Linked DNA regions of Homo sapiens: region 1 is linked to region 2. A link is a contact called in ENCODE Hi-C or POLR2A ChIA-PET data. All regions are on one chromosome and are shown on one strand. The core of a region is the stretch at or near the end of the contact, and the rest is flanking DNA. Distances in the headings are between cores, read along the strand shown.

Region 1 (5,739 bases), core at 598-3,097, 63 kb before region 2:
AGAATTCCTGGCCTCAAGCAATCCTCCACTGTAATTACAGCTGAGAGCCACTGGGTCCAGCCTATTTGTAATCCATATTTCATAGATGTGATGCTTAGGCACAGAGAAGTTAAGCAGCTTGCTGGGGGCCACACAGCCAGTGTGACTCCAGCCTCCCCACTTTTCATTCGGATGTTATACTTCACACCTTCGGAGAGCTGCCCTCTCTGCCTTGGGGGACCTCACCCCTTCCTCTGCTGGGTAGAGTCCACTCCTTCTGCAAGAACCTTCACATTGCTTGCTCTATTCGAGTCTCCCCTGCAGGCTTGGGCCGGCGGCTTCCCTGTACCTCCAAGTTCTCGCACTCACCTCTTGGCGCTGGAACCTCGACGTTCACCTCCATCCCCTTGTTCCTGTGGCCCCGCTGAGGCTCCTGCTTTCCATTGTTCGCATTTTAAGCATCTAGCACAGGCTAGGCATGCAGGAGCTCAAGAAGTATTTGCTGAAAGCATGAAAGAGTGGCTTGCACAGTACAAGCCCTGGCAGCAGGGGCGGGGCAGGGAGAGGGACCTGTTTTTCATGGGTGCTCAGGGCAGTGGCTCTTGTGCCTGAGCTGCCTGGGCCCCCATAAGCCGGGCCTCCCTGAGCTCCCCACCCTCTGCGCTGTCTGTGGTCCCTTCTGCCCACCACTGCTTTAGGCACTTCTCTTGGCTATTTCGAAAACATGGGCAGAAAGCGGATCACAGGAAATTATAGAAAGACCAGGCCTGAGCAGGGTGCGGGGCTGAGGGTGGACTCCAAGTGAGGAACAGTCTGTATCATGAAGCCCTCACAAAAGTCGGGGTCCGGGTGTGCGAGTGGGCACAGGCTGTGCAGTCCTTGAGCGGCTCAGCCTCTCCTCTCAGAGGTGGCGTCCTGACAGTGACAGTCTGGAAAGCCCTGCACAGAACCCCAGTCCCTCTCTCACTGAACACACCTGGAGCTCTTAGGGGCTTATGAGCGCCCTGCTGTGCAGATCCTGTTCCAGATCGCAATGCTGCATGCCTGCCAGGGCACCTGCTGTGCTGTGAGGGCCATCTTGATGGCCCTGAGGCTCCCAGGTGTCCCCACAGCCATGGCCCAGCACCCTCAGTTACGGCCTCTATGTCCAGCTGCTGGCCGCTGTGTCTGGCTGCTGGCCTGGGCAGTGGCCACGGCTCTTAGTCACCGCTTGCACAAGTTCTTCTGGTTCTGCTCAGTCCAGCCCTCCTGCGCCTGGCCCTTTGCGGTTGCTTTCTTTCCAGGCCCCTCCAGTGCATCTAAACCTCTCTGCTGTCCGAAGGCCCTGGCTGTGGTCTCTGGGGGCTTGTGGGGAGATCGCTTGCTTCCTCAGTCCATGACTTGATACCTCAACTATGCAATTCAGAATTATTTGTGTTTCGTGTGGTTGTTTCGGCTGTATCACGTTGCAAGCTCACATATAATTTGTTGGCCGTTTTCATTCCCCTGAGGTCTCTTTCAGCGTTTGTATTTTCCAAATACTTTATCTCCTTACCGTTAATAACTATGTTTGGGATTCTTGTCCTCCTTGGTGTAATAGCTTGCATTTTTTCCACATTGGACCTCCCTTTATTTACTGCCATTAATTACCGCCTTTTGCTATTTACATCATCTTCTCCTCCTGAGTGGGAGTCTGATTTAGTTTCAGCTAATGGACAGCCACCCACCCCAGGCTCTTCCAAGGGGAGGCAGTGTCAGAGGGAATTAACCCTACTATGGGGCTGACAGCAATCCATCGGTCTTCTCCTGGCTGAGACAGGACTGTTCCTCCAGGTCCTGCCCACCACGATCCATCACTGAAGCTGATGGAAGGACTTGGAGATAGGATCTGTGATGAAAACGTGAAATAACTGGGGCTGCTTCACTTGGAATGCCCTGTGTTCTTCTTGCGGGTGAGAAGTTATTACATCACAGAGGAAGACTAATTCTATTTCCCATCTCTTTTACAGGGTGTAAATCGGTTAATACCAGAGTAAGGGGTGGCATTTAGATTTGAGAAAAAGCTTCCCAATAATAATCTTGAGGCATGAGACAGGGACAAAGGAAGGTTTCCTGCATTGGGAAAGGGGAGTTCTCTTCCTCCAAGATCTTCAACAATAAAACAGGAATTCTTCTATCCAGAAGGGCCTAAATCTTCACCCCTTACAAAATGGGATCCTTAATGCCTTTAGACTCTCTCAATATTTTCTGGCTTTGATTCCAGCCCTTTGGACATTGTTCTCAATATTATGCTTTCCTTCTACTCTATGCTAGCCATTTATCTCAGTATCTTTAGAGTCATTTTGATATAAGAACAAATGAGTCTCAATAGGTTTACAACAGGCATTTTAAAATAAGGAACCTTATTTGATCTTCATACATCTCATGTCAGACATTGAAGATGGTTTGCTTGTGTCTGCCATCTTGGGATCTCATGTACCACATGAAACTGAGAGCTTCAGTTGCTTCAGCCTGGGAGTCAGTAACTCCAGGCAAGGATCTCAGCCGTGGGACAATGGGAACTAAATCCCTACACTGCTGGTTCTTCCTAAGTACTGCACCCCAATGTCCAATAACCATGACAGTGCCGAAAAAGTGGAGGACGCAGATTATGTATGCCTGAAACAGATTACGTGCTCAATACATACATTGGTGGCTTATGGTGATAACACAATGATGGAAATGATCCTAAGGCAGCTATTTTTCCTTTCTGTGTCTCCATATAGACATATTTATATTTATATTCAGGACTTAATTATATATACATGCATACTCAGAGATATTGCGGATTCCATTCCAGACCACTGTAATAAAGTTAATATTGAAATAAAGTGATTCACACAAGTTTTTTGGTTTCCCAGTGCCAAGAAAAGTTATGTTTACATTATACTGTAGTCTAACAAGTGTGCAATGGCATTATGTCTTTAAAAAAGTATGTACCTTAGTTAATAGTTTATCGCTTAAAATGCTAATAATCATCTAAGCCTTTAGCAAGTCATAATCTTTTTGCTGGTGGAGGGTCTTGCCTTGATGTTGATGAGGGTGGTGGTGGTGGTTGCTGAAGGCGGGGGTGGCTGTGGCAATTTGTTAAAATATGACAATAATGGCCAGGCACAGTGGTTCATGCCTGTAATCCCAGCACCTTTGGGAGGCCGAGGCAGGCAGATCACTTTGAGGTCAGGAGTTCGAGACCAGCCTGGCCAATATGGTGAAACCCCGTCTGTACTAAAAATACAAAAATTAGCCAGGTGTGGTGGCACGTGCCTGTAATCCTAGCTATTCGGGAGCCTGAGGCAGGAGAATCGCTTGAACCCAGGAGGCAGAGGTTGCAGTGAGCTGAGATCGCGCCATTGCGCTCCAGCCTAGGCAATAGAGTGAGACTCCATCTCAAAAAAAAAAAGACAACCAGAACTTCTTCCAAAATTGGAGTCAGTGCTCTCAAACTCTGCTGCTGCTTCATGAACTAAGTTTATGAAGTATCCTAAATCCTTTCTGTTCTTTCAACAATGTTCACAACATCTTCATTGGACTAGACTCCATCTTAAGAAACCACTTTCTTTGTTCATTCATAAGAAGTGACTCCTCATTCATTCAAGTTTGATCATGAGACTGCAGCAATTGCTTCACGTCTACAGGCTCCACTTCTCATTCTAATTCTCTAATTCACCACATCTGCAGTTATTTCCTCCACTGAAGTGTTGAACTCCTTAAAGTCATCCATGAGGGCTGGAACCAGCTTCTTCCAAACTCCTGTTAATGTTGATATTTTGACCTCCTCCCATGAATCACAAATGCTCTTAAGGGCACGTAGAATGGTGAATCCTTTCCAGAAGGTTTTCAATTTACTTTGCTCAGATCCGTCAGAGGAATCACTGCCTATGGAAGCTATGGCCTTACAAAATGTATTTCTTAAGTAATAAGACTTGAAAGTCAAAATTATTCCTTGATTCATGAGCTGCAGAATGGGTGCCGTGTTAGCAGGCAGGAAACAACATTCATCTCCTTGTACACCTCCATCAGAGCTCTTGGGTGATCAGGTGCATTGTCAGTGAGCAGTAGTAATTTGAAAGGAATCTTTCATTCTGAGCAATAGGTCTTAGCAGTGGGCTTAACATATTCAGTAAACCATGATGCAAAAATATATGCTGTCATTCAGGCTTTGTTTTTCCATCTCTAGAACACAGGCAGAGCAGATTTGGTATAATTCCTAAGGGCCCTAGGATTTTCAGAACGGTAATTGAGTATTGGTTTCAACTTAAAGTCACCAGCTTCATAAGCCTCTAACAAGAGAGTCAGCCTGTCCTTTGAATCTTTGAAGCCAGGCATTGACTTCTCTCTAGCTAAGAAAGTCCTAGCTGGGGCCGGGCACGGTGGCTCACGCCTGTAATCGCAGCACTTTGGGAGGCCGAGGCGGGCAGATCACGAGTCAGGAGATCAAGACCATCCTGGCCAACATGGTGAAACCCCGTCTCTACTAAAAATACAAAAAAATTAGCAAGGCATGGCGGTGCACACCTGTAGTCCCAGCTATTTGGGAGGCTGAGGCAGGAGAATTGCTTGAACCCGGGAGGCAGAGGGTGCAGTGAGCCAAGATCGTGCCACTGCACTCCAGCCTAGTGACAGAGCGAGACTGCATCTCAAAAAAAAAAAAAAAAAAAAGTCCTAGCTGGCATCTTCTTCCAATAGAAGGCTGTTTTTATCTACATTGAAAATCTGTTGTTTCATGAAACCACCTGCATCAATGCTCTTAGCTAGATCTTCTGGAAAACTTGCTGCAGCTTCGACATCAGTACTTTTTCCCTGCCTCACCTTGTACTTTTGTGTTAACAGAGCCAGGCTCTTTCCTTAAATCCCATGAACCAACATCTGTGAGCTTCACATTTTCTTCTTCAGCTTTCTCATGTCTCTGAGCCTTGACAGAATTGAAAAGAATTAGAGCTTTGCTCTGGGTTAGGCTTTGGCTTAAGGGACTGCTGTGGCTGGTTTGATCTTCTATCCGGACCACTCAAACTTTCTCCATATCAGCAATCAGCTTGTTTCACTTTCTTATCATTTGTGTGTTTACTGGAGTAGCACTTTTAATTTCCTTCAGGAACTTTCCCTTGCATTCACAACTTGGCTAATTGTTTCTCAAGAGGTCAAGCTTTTGGCCTATTTCAGCTTTTGACATGCCTTCCTCACTAAGTTTAATCATTTCTAGTTTTTTTATTTAAAGTGAGAGACATGTAACTCTTCCTTTCACTCAAACACTTAGAAGGCCAATACAGGGTTATTAAATGGCATAATTTCAATATTGTTGTGTCTCAGGGAATAGGGAGGCCTGAGGAGAGGGAGAGAGACAGGTAATAGCTGGTCCATGGAGCAATCAGGATAAATCACCATTTATTGCTTATAAATCACCATTTATTGCTTAATATATCACCATTTATTGCTTAAGTTCACCATCTTATATGGGGTTAGTTCATGGTGCTCCAAAATAGTTACAATAGTAACATCAAAGATTACTGATCACCTTAACAGGTATAATATCAAGGCTAGGAGTTTGAGGCTACTGTGAGCCATGATTACACCATTGCACTCCAGCCTGGACAAACTTGAAAGATCCCATCTCTACAAAAAGATAGGAAAATTGGCTGGGTATGGTGGCACACACCTGTAGTCTCAGCTCCTGGGACGCTGATGTAGGAGGATTGCTTGAGCCCAGGAGTTCAAGGCTGCAGTAAGCTATAATCACACCACTGG
Region 2 (6,386 bases), core at 3,227-5,726:
TTTTTGTGAGACCTGAATGAAGTACTGCACATAAAGGGTTAGCGTGGAACCTGGCACACAGTAAACTGCCATAAGTGTTAGTCATGCTTTCTCCAATTATTGTTCAGAATCCAGACATTATAATGATTATGTCAGAATCTGGAGTGTCTCTTGACTGAAACCGCCTATACAGTGGAGAGGCCTTTGGAAACGTGACGGAATGAGTGACTTGCAACTAATTGTTGATGCATGTGTCCCCATAGCCCTCAAGTACTAAAGTTAAGAAGGAGAATTAATGATTAAAAACAAACCAAAATAATCTTTTCCAGAAGTTCAGATTTCTTTCTTATAAAAGACATAGACACTGTTATAGATAATCCTCAACTTATGATGGTTCAATCTAAGATTTGCTGACTTTACAATGGCGTGAAACCATTGCAATTTTGACATAGTGTATGATACAGTATTCAGTAAGTTACATGGGATATTCAACATTCTAATAAAATAGGCTTTATGTTAGATGACTTTGCCCAAGTGTAGGCTAATATAAGTGTACTGAGCACATTTAAAGCAGGCTAGGGTAAGCGATGCTGTTTGTTAGATTAGGCGTACTAACACTTTTGACATATATCTTCAATCTGCAACAAATTTATCTGGATGTTGCCCTATTGTAGGTCAAGCAGCATCTGTACATTTATCTAAGTATCTCAAAGGACTTCATCAAAATGATTTCTTCATTGGTAACATCAAGCAATGTTATATAACAATAAGCAACAATTAGCAAAATAATTAAGGAATATTGTGAATGAAATGGTAAAGCCATTACTAAGAAAATCCTGGCCAGGCACGGTGGCTCACGCCTGTAATCCCAGCACTTTGGGAGGCTGAGGCAGGTGGATCACTTGAGGTCAGGAGTTCAAGACCAGCCTGGCCAACATGGTGAAATCCCATCTCCGCTAAAAATACAAAAAATTAGCCAGATGTGGTGGCATATGCCTGTAACCCCAGCTACTTGGGAGGCTGCAGGAGAAACACTTGAACGTGGGAGGCAGAGGTTATAGTGAGCTGAGATTGTGCCACTGCAGTTTAGCCTGGGTGACAGAGCAAGACTCCATCCCTCACCAAAAAAGAAAATCCTTGATCTGCAAATAAGAAAACATTTAATTATTTGTCAATTACATAGACAGCTCTCAGAATACATAGCTGAGGTGCCTCCTGCCAAATTTTTAAAGAAGTCATCATGGTAAATGTTCTCACTCAAGGGATATGGAAAACAAGCCCAAGATCTGAATTTAGAAGATTTTTCTTAAATAGATCATTAGAGAATTCTGCACAGGCAAGACACAGCTGATAGTACCATAATTGAGTGTAATTTTTGTACAAAGATTCAAAAATCTTTCATGGAATCTTTTATTAAACGAACTAAAACAGTATGACTATTTCCTCCCTAGCTGCTTGGGCACTACGACCTGGGTTTGGACTTATTAACCATGTAGCAACAAGAAAATAACAGCATTAATGAACATTAAGAAACAATAACATCACATATTTAAAATACATGCAAGAAAAGAGGCACTGAAGGAAAGGAGTTTGATAGAAATGAACCTGAAGAAAAAAAGGCAGAGAAGAAACCTGTATTTCCTTGGACCTATGTTTTTAGTTCTACTATCAACATTCAAATGGTCTCCCTCACTTACTGCAAAATTATGGCAGGAAACAAAGGCTGGTGAGAGGAGCATATGAGAATTCTCTTTGTAGACAAGCCAATTTGATTTAATTCATTCAAAGAATGGATTGGTGAACATTCTCAGATGAACATCTTGGCATACAGTTTGCCAACATGGAAAGACAAAGGCCTACTTGAGAGGAGAAGGTGTGCAGGAGAAAGGTGGTTAGGAGAAAGAAGACGGGAGGCCACCTGGCCCAGCCTAGCATTTATAACCAGAAAGAGCAGCTCATCTGGTGCCTCCCCTCTCTGACTGTTTTAGTTTTAACTAGAGAGAACCACACTCTCACTCAAAGCTGGGTACAGGTTAGTCATCGAGGAAGGCTGTAGTAGCACTTACTTGGCGATAAGCTGGCAGCATGAAGTTACACAGAAATCTGGCAGTTTCTAATGATTCTCATCAACACAGCTAGCTACATTTTCTGACCTGTATTAGCATCCTGTTTGGTTACTAAAATTGATTTTTAAAAGTAAGCTAGAAGTCACCAAGTCTCTACTTGGTGTGTGGAGATACGGGACTGGTTCCCTGTCGAATCAAGACCATTATTTTCCATTGCGAACCTCCTCCAACTACACAAACAGCCTCCCACAGCATGTTTTATAACAGAGCCTCTCAGGTAGCCAAACCCCTTTCTCTTGCAGGTCAGCACCACCCAGAACGTCTCCGCTGCCTGGCTTGACAGCACTACAGTGTCTTAGTCAGGTGTCAATGCTGTCTAAAACTATAAAGTGAGTTGATGGTCCTTACTAACCTGAGTACAGAGTATTGCGCTCATGTCAGCAGAGTTTTGTTTTGTTCCTAAGCCAAAACCCCACAGTATCATCATTCATTCTGACTGCAACAATAAGTCCTTTGTATTTCAATTGCTAGAAAAATAAAGAACAATTTTAGCATATCCTTTCAAATCCAGCCATGTGCAGCGCTTGGAAATGGTCTTTCCAAATCCTCTGGGCTCTCTCCTCCTCTCCCTCCCTCCCACCACTGCCTCAGTTCTCACTGTCGCCCGCTCCCTCCAGGGCCGGGTCAGGGCACGCAGACCACTGCCCTGCTGGCCAAATCTTCCAGGGGGCCTGACTGGTTTGTGCCAGGTGGTACTGGCTGGGGAGCTACCTAGGGAAGAAGCACCAAGCATGAACTCCAAGAGCTGTAATCTTTCATAGTCTGCTCCTAACACTGGTGGGAGACTCCAGGGAAAGGGGAGGACAAATCCCCCTGGCATGTGGCTATAACTGTGCACAGCAGGGCTCCTGAGGGGAGGCAAAGGAAAGGAGCTATGTCATGAATTGGTGTCCCCAAGGACACCTGCTACGGGGGCTATATGAATTTAAATTTTTTTTAAATTATCTTTTGAGATGGAGCCTTGCTCTGTTGCCCAGGCTGGAGTGCAGTGGCATGATCTTGGCTCACTGCAACCTCTGCCTCCCGGGTTCAAATGATTCTCCTGTCTTAACCTCCTGAGTAGCTGGGATTACAGGCCCACACCACTATGTCTAGCTAATTTTTGTATTTTTAGTAGAGATAGGGTTTCATCATGTTGGCAAGGCTGGTCTCGAACTCCTGACCTCAAGTGATCCACCCTTCTCAGCCTCCCAAAGTGCTGGAATTACAGATGTAAGCCACCACACCTGGCCTTAAAATTTCCTTAAGTTTGACTTTGGTTTTTATTTATTAGTATAAAATGTGAATGTTTCTATCAAGAAAATAAAAATTAATTGTTGAGTTGAACTAAACAGCTCTTATTTCTTCTCAATAGGACAAAAATAAATTACTGATGGACAAGATAAAGACATGAAGAGTTTTCCACTCTATGATGTGCATGTGTATTAATTACACAACAGACCAGCAGAAATGTTGGCATGATGCAGCAATGAAACTCAAGGAAAACAGGACTGAAGGGCACCCGGCAGCCCAGGGACAGGAACCCGCAGCGTGATGGGAGGCTGAGGGAGCAAAGGAGTCAAGAGGATGGTTCAGAGGCACGGGGTGAGGGAGAGAAACTAAGGCAGTAAGAGGGATCCTGAAGCAAACCAGGGACCCAGGAACATCAGCAGAAGGGAGGAAGTCAGGGAGGAAGCTGCTACAGGGGCTGACGGCCACCGCAGCTGAGATCTGGTCAGTTCCTCAACCAAACTTGATTTCTGCTCTTTCCATCTTGCTTCCAGATCACTTGGTCTAGAGACCTGCTGCCCACCAGGATGGACTAGGCCAAATATGATCACGCCTGTCTTTGAGTAAAAGAAAAGAAGACCGAAAAAGCAATGACCATGGGGAGGGGCTGGCAAGGCAGGCAGGTGCACCCCAGGCCTCAGCGCCTGGCCCTAACTGCAGGGCTGACTGAAGGCACCCCATTATGCCGGAGCAACTCACTGCTTCAGGATCCTCTTTGGCACTTGCCGGATTGTAAGTACAGCTGTTTTGTATGTTAATTACCATAAATACCATCATTAACATTGAAAACAATTAAAAGCTGCACAATGGCAGCAGATTACCTACAGTGTTTCTCACAAACATGAGAGAGTAAAGGAACCTTCCCTACCCGCAAGGATGTTTTTCTTTTTAATAGTCTACGGACCCATAACGTCTTGCTGTGTTTATCTGACTGATGAAACAATGAAGCTTTTAAACTTCTGCACCGAGAAACAGAAAAGACACCATAAAAGAAACACATTATTATGGCCTTGAACATCTGTGCTGAGGGAGAGCAAGCTCAAAAATAGTGTGCTTCAACTGGCGCTGCCATCTGGGAATCCAACAGAGACCAGAAACTTGGGCCTCCGCCCTCCCAGTTCCACCACGGACTCTCCTTAACCCTTTGAGTGCCAGGCTCCATTTTGGGCTCCGGCCTCCAGCCCCTGTGAAAGAAAGCAGGGAGTGTCCATTTTCCCTTGCATTTGGAGAAGGCCACGTGGAGACAGGCAGGTGTTAGCCTGCGGACCCTGATCCTGTGAGGCTGCCTTCCCTGTCATCAGTGGATAACTCTTATTTACCTCACTGCACTATTTGAAGAAGTAATCTGTGAAATTATTCTCAGATGATGACACTCAAATTATTTCCACCCATTAACTTCCAACTAAGAAAAAAATGTATATCTGTGCACAGTTTGGTATGGTTGTTTGAGTCTAGACTGAAAAGAAAATCTGGATTTAGACAGTGCTTCCTGCTATCCTCTATGCCAGCAGAATTGATACCGGTATTAATTCACTTATAATTTTACATTTGACAGGACTTACGGCAAAGCACAAAACTCCAGGTTAGGTTAGAAAGAGAATGTTTTTCTTGAGACTTGGAACAGGAAGTCGATTCAGGACTCAGCCCCGGCATTACTGCCTCTTTTACAATCACTAGCATCTTCATTTTAAGAAACAGGGATGAAGAAAAGTTAAATAATTTGTCTGAAAATTAAGTGTTAGGACTCAAAATCAAGCCTTCTTCACAGCGAAGCCTACATGAGCTTCCATGAAAAACATCAAGTAGATGGGTTTGCATTAGTCTTGGGATATCAACTGAGATAGTTATGAGAAAATTAGTAATCAGAGAGAGCTTCCCCTGATTTTATTTTTCAGGCCTTCATCTGTGTCCCCCGGGCCTAAAATCATAGAAAACACTCATGATAATGTAAAAGCTTACGGCAGAATATAAAAGCTTAAGTTAACCTCTTTCAAATACGTGTTTCACTTGGGTTTAGGAAAAAAAACAACAACTCTAATTTTCCTTGACTATCTGAAGAGGCAAACAAAACATAGCAAATATTATAATATTATTAACACATAACTAGTAAATACATGATTTATTTAAATTAAATAAATTGAATTAAATAAACTAATAACCAACTCTTGAGAAAGGGGTGAAAAGCCACACTATTTCTCAAAGCACATACATCTACTGTGCCAGCTAAAAATGCTCTGCTGAAACTAGGAGAGTGAGCTCCTGCTTCCTCCCTTGCTCCCCTCAACTCTACTTCCAACAGGAGTCCGAGGGAAGTTAAATGTATCTTCATAACGGCCCAGGAGCCCTACGTGATGCACCTATCGACTCAGTCACCAGCTGTGGCCTCTGCTGTGGGTGTCTCTGCCTCCTCCCCTCTTTCAGGGCCCTGTCCTAGGGTCACCTTAATAAACCTTCCCTCAGCACCTTATTGTAAATAATAGCTCTGCCCTGCAGCATCGGAATCTTAACTCCCTGAGAACTGGGAAGTTGGCCTGTGGTTTTCACCAGGGCAGCCCCAGTGTCCTCATCAGTGATACGGATATCTTAGCATTCAAGATAGCTGTCCCTAAAGGAGAAGACGAGGAGATCATTCACAACCTGGGAGAGATGTGTTTCTGCAGCACTTCATTAATATCTAGACTAGCATTCTGCACCCAAAACAGACTCCCTGACATGTTTCCTGTGTTAAACATTCCAATACCAAGAATTTTAAAAAGCAATTTTTCTCATTTTGAAGAAAACCATGCCTCCTACGACCCCTGGCAATATTTTCAGGAATTATTTTCAATGGCATTTTAGAAAGTTCAATAGTGAAGATTTTTCAGAAAATCATTTAAAGAGAAAATTTCATAACATAACCCGTTGGTCTCTTGACAGAGAATGAAGCAAGGACAGGAAACATTAACACACACATGCACACATTTTACAACAGCAATAGAGCAAAAAGATGCCTAAACCATATCCCCTAGACGT

What was found. Hi-C counts contacts between places; a loop is a spot of excess contacts on that map. ChIA-PET counts read pairs that join two places held with the same protein, here RNA polymerase II (POLR2A). Pooled maps may share reads with other maps.
Region 1: a map of heart right ventricle shows a loop between it and region 2 (2.0-fold over the local background). The contact joins two enhancer-like sites. A Hi-C loop is called at or near these places in 1 of 168 maps with a recorded cell type or tissue (heart right ventricle) and 2 of 50 pooled maps. POLR2A ChIA-PET finds 5 or more read pairs at or near these places in 2 of 52 experiments (Caco-2 and activated CD8-positive, alpha-beta memory T cell).

What each region holds. Positions count from the first base shown.
Region 1 is chr13:23,697,364-23,703,102 of GRCh38, reverse strand. No RefSeq gene overlaps it. Among named protein-coding and RNA genes, the nearest start is that of TNFRSF19, 130 kb to the right of the region's middle. Within about 2 kb of position 1,847, at least 5 of the 41 ENCODE cell types and tissues checked have a DNase peak (open chromatin) inside an H3K27ac peak, as active enhancers do.
Region 2 is chr13:23,636,062-23,642,447 of GRCh38, reverse strand. All of the region lies in intron 5 of TNFRSF19 (TNF receptor superfamily member 19), which reads right to left. Among named protein-coding and RNA genes, the nearest start is that of TNFRSF19, 69 kb to the right of the region's middle. RefSeq lists an enhancer at 2,765-3,266. Within about 2 kb of position 4,476, at least 3 of the 41 ENCODE cell types and tissues checked have a DNase peak (open chromatin) inside an H3K27ac peak, as active enhancers do.